Regions from separate parts of the Homo sapiens genome. Here region 1 is linked to region 2. A link is an interaction called in ENCODE POLR2A ChIA-PET data of the cell type or tissue named here. Cell type or tissue: PC-9. All regions are shown on one strand. Links, peaks and the distances in the headings refer to the core of each region. The heading gives the core; the rest is flanking DNA. Region 1 has its middle 13 kb from the start of DDX47. Region 2 has its middle 18 kb from the start of LRP6.

Region 1 (2,907 bases), core at 181-2,680, 520 kb after region 2:
TCTGATGCAATTGTAGCTCAATGGGCTAAAATCCAGCAGTCGGCAGGGCTATCCTTTTTCCTAGAGGCGATAAGGGAGAGCGTGTTTTCTTGCCTTTTCCACCTTCTAGAGGCTCCTGCATTCCCTGGCTTGTGGCCCCTTCCTCCATCTTCAAAGCCTGCAATGATGGGTTGAGTCTTCTCACATTGCATCGCTCTGACATCTTCTTTTGCCTTTTCTTCCACTTTTCAAGACCCTTTTGACTACATTGGGCCCATTCAGACAATACAAAATAATCTCCTTATTTTAAGGTCAGATGATTAGCAACCTTAACTCTATCTGCAACCTAATTCCCCATTGCCATGTAAGATAACATGTTCACGCATTCCAGGGATTAGGATATGTGCATCCTTGGGGGCCATTGTTATTGTTTCCCACATGTTGATAAGTGCCATGGAGAAAAACAAAGCAGGGACAAGGGAGAGGGAGTGCTGGGGGGGAGAGGGGCTGGAAGTCCTTAATGACAAGGGATGTTTGAGTGAAGAGCTGAAGTTGGTGTTGGAGAGAGCCACGAGGGTATCTGAGTGTTCCAGGCAGAGGAAACGGAGAGTGCAAAGGCTCTGAGGCAGAAGCATGACCGCTATGTTATTTTGGTGTTTTTTTTTTTTTTTTTTTTTAGATAGAGTCTCACTCTCTGTCGCCCAGGCTGGAGTGCAGTGGCACCATCTTGGCTCACTGTAACCTCCAGCTCCTGGGTTCAAGCAATTCTCCTGCCTCAGCCTTCTGAGTAGCTATGATTATAGGTCCACGCCACCAGGCCTGGCTAATTTTTTGTATTTTTAGTAGAAACGGGGTTTCACCATGTTAACCAGGCTGGTCTCAAACTCCTGACCTCAGGTGATCCACCCACCTCCCAAAGTGCTGGGATTATAGGCATGAGCCACTGTGCCCAGCCATTTTTTGTATTTTTAGTAGAGATGGAGTTTTGCCATGTTGGCCAGGCTGGTCTTGAAGTCCTGGCCCCAACTCTTGGCCTCAACTCCTGGCCTCAAGTGATCCACTTGCCTCAGCCTCCCAAAATGCTAGGATTATAGGCGTGAGCCACCACGCCCAGCTGACTTATGTTTTCAAAGGACCCCTTTCTGCTATGTTGAGAATTGACTGTTGAGAGGTAAGAATCAAGGCAAGAAGACTAGTTAGGAGGCTACTGCCATGACCCAGGTCAGAAATGTTGGTAGCTGAGAGTGGAGAAAAGTAGTCAGATTCCAGATGTATGATGAAAGTAGACCTGCAGGACTTGTTGACAGATTGGGTGTGGGAGGTGTAAGAGAGGAGTCCTGGCTTGAGTAATTTAGAAGGATGACATGGCTATTTCCTGATGTGGGGAAGACTGTGGGAGAAACACGCTGGGGAGGAGTGGAGTCAGGAGTTGAGTTTTAGAGGTATTAAGTTTGAGATTCCTGACATATACCTGTAGGCAGCTGAATATATGAGTCTGGAACCCAAGGAAGGACTTAGAAGGGAGATATCAATTGGAGAATCCTGAGCAAGTAGGTGGTATTAAAAATCATGAGACTGGATGTGGCCACTAAGAGATGAGTGAAAGTAGGGAATATAGAGAATAGGTCCGAGGATTCAGCCCTGGGTACTCTGACATTTAGGGTGGGGAGTGGGTGGGAATGAGGAAGTACTAGCTAGGAAGACTGAGAAGGAGTGGCCAGCAAGACAGGAGAAAAACCAGGAGTCTCCAGTGTATTGAAACCCACGTCGGCTGGGCGCGGTGGCTCATGCCTGTAATTCTAGCACTTTGGGAGGCCGAGGCGGGTGGATCACTAGGTCAAGAGATTGAGACCTTGGGAGGCCAAGGCAGGCGGATCACAAGGTCAGGAGTTCAAGAGCAGACCGGCCAAGATAGCGAAACCCCATCTCTATTAAAAATACAAAAATTAGCCGGGAGTGGTGGCGTGTGCCTGTAATCCCAGCTACTCGGGAGGCCAAGACAGAGAATTGCTTGAACCCAGGAGACGGAGGTTGCAATGTGTCAAGATTGCGCCACTGCACTCTAGCCTAGGTGACAGAGTGAGACTCCATCTCAAAAAAAAAAAAAAAAAAAAAGAGAGAGAGAGAGAGAGATCGAGACCAGCCTGGATGGTGAAACCCCATCTCTACTAAAAATGCAAAAGTTATCTGGGCATGATGGTACATGCCTGTAGTCCCAGCTACTCGAGAAGCTGAGGCAGGAGAATTGCTTGAACCCAGGAGGTGGAGGTTGCAGTGAGCCAGGATTGTGCCACTGCACTCCAGCCTAGTGACAGAGTGAGACTCCGTCTCAAAAAAAGAAAGAAAGAAAGAAACCCAAGTCAAAAGGATTTTTTAAGGAAGGGGCAGTTGGATGCTGCTAAGGAATCAAGTAAGATGAAGAATGAGAATTGACCATTGGATTTAGCACATGGGGGTCTTAAAGGAAAGTTTCCATGGAAATAGTATGGGCAAAAGCCTTACTCAAGTGGATTCAAGAGACAGGAATTGGAGGCAGCCTACATAGACAACTCATACAAAGAGTTGGCTGTCAAGGAAACAGAGAAGTGGGCAATAGCTCTAGGGAGATGTGGCGTCATCAGAATTTTTTTTTTTTTTTTTTTTTTTTTTTTGAGAAGAAGTCTCCCTCTGTCGCCAGGCTGGAGTGCAATGGCGTGATCTCGGCTCACTGCAACCTCTGCCTCCCAGGTCAAGCAATTCCCCTGCCTCAGCCTCCTGAGTAGCTGGTACTACAGGCTCACGACACCATGCCCAGCTAATTTTTGTATTTTTAGTAGAGACGGCGTTTCACCATGTTGTCCAGGATGGTCTCGATCTCTTGACCTTGTGATCCGCCCGCCTCGGCCTCCCAAAGTGCTGGGATTACCGGCATGAGCCACCATGCCCGGC
Region 2 (2,907 bases), core at 232-2,731:
ACTGGCATCTTGTGGGTAGAGGGCAGGGATGTTGCTAAGCATCCTACAACATACTAGACGGTCCCCACAAGCGAGTTGGCCAAGTGCGATGGCTCATGCCTGTAATCCTAGTGCTTTGGGAGGTGGACATGGGAGGATCTCTCGAGCCCAGGGGTTTGAGACCAGGCCAACAAACAGTGAGATCTCATCTCTACAAAAAAATAAAAAATTAGCTGGGTGTGGTGGTGCATGCAGGTTGTCCCAGCTATTCAGGAAGCTGAGGCAGGAGGATCACTTGAGCCCAGGAGGTCAAGGCTGCAGTGAGCTATGATCGCACCACTGCACTCCAGCCTGGGTGACAGAGCAAGACTCTGTCTCTAAAAAAAACACAAAGGCCTAGCTCAGTGGCTCACCTCTGTAATCCCAGCACTTTGGGAGGCTGAGCCAGCAGGATCACTTGAGCTCAGGAGTTAAAACCAAGCTGGGCAAGACCTCGTCTCTACAAAAAAGAAAAAAAAAAAAAAAAAAAAAAAGGCCAGGCGCAGTGGCTCACAGCTGTAATCCCAGCACTTTGGGAGCCTGAGGCGGGTGGATTCCTTGACCCCAGGAGGTCAGCTGCAGTGAGCTGTGATTGTGCCATTGCACTCTAGCCTGGGCGACAGGAATGAGACCTTGTCTCAAAAAAAAAAAAAAAAAAAAAAAAAAAAAAAAGCTGTTAGTGCCAAGGCTGAGAAACCCTGTCCAAGATTAATGCAGAGTACAGAGAAGAAAGAAGACCTCAGGAGGAGGGGGGAAACACCAAGAAATACAAACACAAAATTAAAAGAAAAAAAAAAACCTAATAAACAGTGAATTTCACACCAATTTATAAAGATACAGGATTTTAGGGATTAACATTCCTATTTGGTGGCCTTTCAGGATATTGCTAAGAGGACTTTAAGGTCATTTTGAGTTTTTCTACTACTACATTTTTATCAATTCTTTCACCAAGCATTTCTTGAGCACCTACTGTGTGCCAGAGGCTGAGGACACAAAGATGTGAGCTTTTCTCTTCCCTGGGGGAGCTGGGAGATTTTAGTGGTGGAAATACCTATAAATGAAGAATTGGAATTCCAAGGACAAGAGGTAAAGGGCAAGAAAAAGAGTTCTTCTCTATACCAAGCACTCCTGCTTACCTCCAGTCATCTTCATTCCGCTCTCACCAGTGAGTGTTATTCCCTTTTCACAAAAGAAGAAACTGTGAGATTAATAACAAGAGCAGACAAGCAAGTGTCGGGCCCTGTTCTCAATGTTTTAATTAATTTATTTATTTTTAAATTGTTGTTGTTGTTGTTGTTGTTTTGAGACCAAAGTCCCCCTCTGTCGCCCAGGCTGGAGTGCAGTGCTGTGATTTCGGTTCACTGCAGCCCTCGCCTTCTAGGTTCAAGCAATTCTCATGCCTCAGCCTCCCGAGTAGCTAGGATTATAGGCGTGCACCAACGTGCCCAGCTAATTTTTGTATTTTTAGTAGAGACCGGGTTTCACCATGTTGGCCAGGCTGGTCTCGATCACCCAACCTCAAGTGATCCACCCGCCTCAGCCTCCCAAAGTGCTGGGATTACAGGCATGAGTCACCACGCCCAGCCCTCAGTGTTTTCTCATGTAACTCATTTTATTTTTTTTATTAACTCATTTTACTTTCACAACTATCCTTTGAGGAGGGCATTAATATCATCACCTTCGTTTTACATCCGTGGGTGCTGAGGGACCAAGCGTTTAGGTAACTTGTCCAAGGTCCCACAGCCAGGCTGTCTGGCCGCAGAATCCATGCCCTTCACAATCTACACTGGTGCTTCTCTTATGCTTCATCCAAGGAAGAAAATGGTAGATCTGGGCTTAAAAGCCAGAGTGTGACTGGAAACCCAATGCTCTTCTGCTACATGATACTCTCCCCTGTTCTAGAAAAGAGCTCAACATGCTATAGGCTCACAGGTGTCTGATTGCGCCTGAAGAAGTCAAAGTCGATTTCAGTTGGAGGTAGCATCTGAGCTCATAGTGGAGGTATATGCCAGAAGGAAGGTCAGACAAAGGGAGAAGGACAAGAACAGCTGGAATAGAAAACAATAAACTTCACCATGGCTAGCAGTTTGTTGTGGTTGGAATGTAAGCTATACCAGAGCAAAGGACTAAAGAGAACCTAGAGGCCAGGTGCAGTGGCTCACACCTGTAATCCCAGCACTTTGGGAGGCCAAGATGGGAGGATCACTTAAGCCTAGGAGTTTGAGACCGGTCTGGGCAACATAAAGAGACCTCATCTTTACAAAAAAATAAAATTTTAAAGGCATGGTGGTACACACCTGTAGTCCTATCTACTCAGGAGGCTGAGGCAGGAGGATCACTTGAGCCCAGGAGGCTGAAGCTGCAGTGAGCCATAATCATACCACTGTACTCCAGCCTGGATAACAGAGCAAGACCCTGTCCCCAAAAAAAAGAAAAAAAAAAAAGAACCTAGAGAAGTAAATAAGGGTAAGATCAGGAAGTGTGAGCTTTAACTTCCAGGCAAAAGGTAATTATTAAAAGACCATAAGGAGGCCAGGCGTGGTGGCTAACACCTGTAATCCCAGCACTTTGGGAGGCCAAGGCAGGTGGATCACCTGAGGCCAGGAGTTTGAGACCAGCCTGGCCAACATGGTGAAACCCCATCTCTACTAAAAATATAAAAGTTAGCCAGGTGTGGTGGCCTGTAATCCCAGCTACTCGGGAGGCTGAGGCAGGAGAATCGCTTGAACCTAGGAGGCAGAGGTTGCAGTGAGCCGAGATCGCACCACTGCACTCAGCCTGGACAACAGGGTGAGACTCGGTCTCAAAAAAAAAAAAAAAAAGAACATAAGCAGAGCATGATCTGACTTAACATCAACTTGATATCAACCCATACTTTGGAGTCTAGAA

The links. Peaks named below come from ENCODE experiments on the same cell type or tissue, not always from the same donor. Only the 100,000 strongest peaks of a DNase experiment are listed, where the experiment ranks them.
Region 1: POLR2A ChIA-PET joins it to region 2 with 16 read pairs; 2 of 35 experiments call an interaction of 5 or more read pairs at or near these places.

Annotation. Positions count from the first base shown.
Region 1 is chr12:12,799,299-12,802,205 of GRCh38, forward strand. No RefSeq gene overlaps it. Among named protein-coding and RNA genes, the nearest start is that of DDX47, 13 kb to the right of the region's middle. In PC-9, for the core only: no CTCF peak of the experiment used is centred there; a DNase peak (open chromatin) is centred at 1,283; H3K27ac peaks cover 2,500 bases.
Region 2 is chr12:12,283,643-12,286,549 of GRCh38, forward strand. No RefSeq gene overlaps it. Among named protein-coding and RNA genes, the nearest start is that of LRP6, 18 kb to the left of the region's middle. RefSeq lists an enhancer at 129-670. In PC-9, for the core only: no CTCF peak of the experiment used is centred there; no DNase peak of the experiment used is centred there.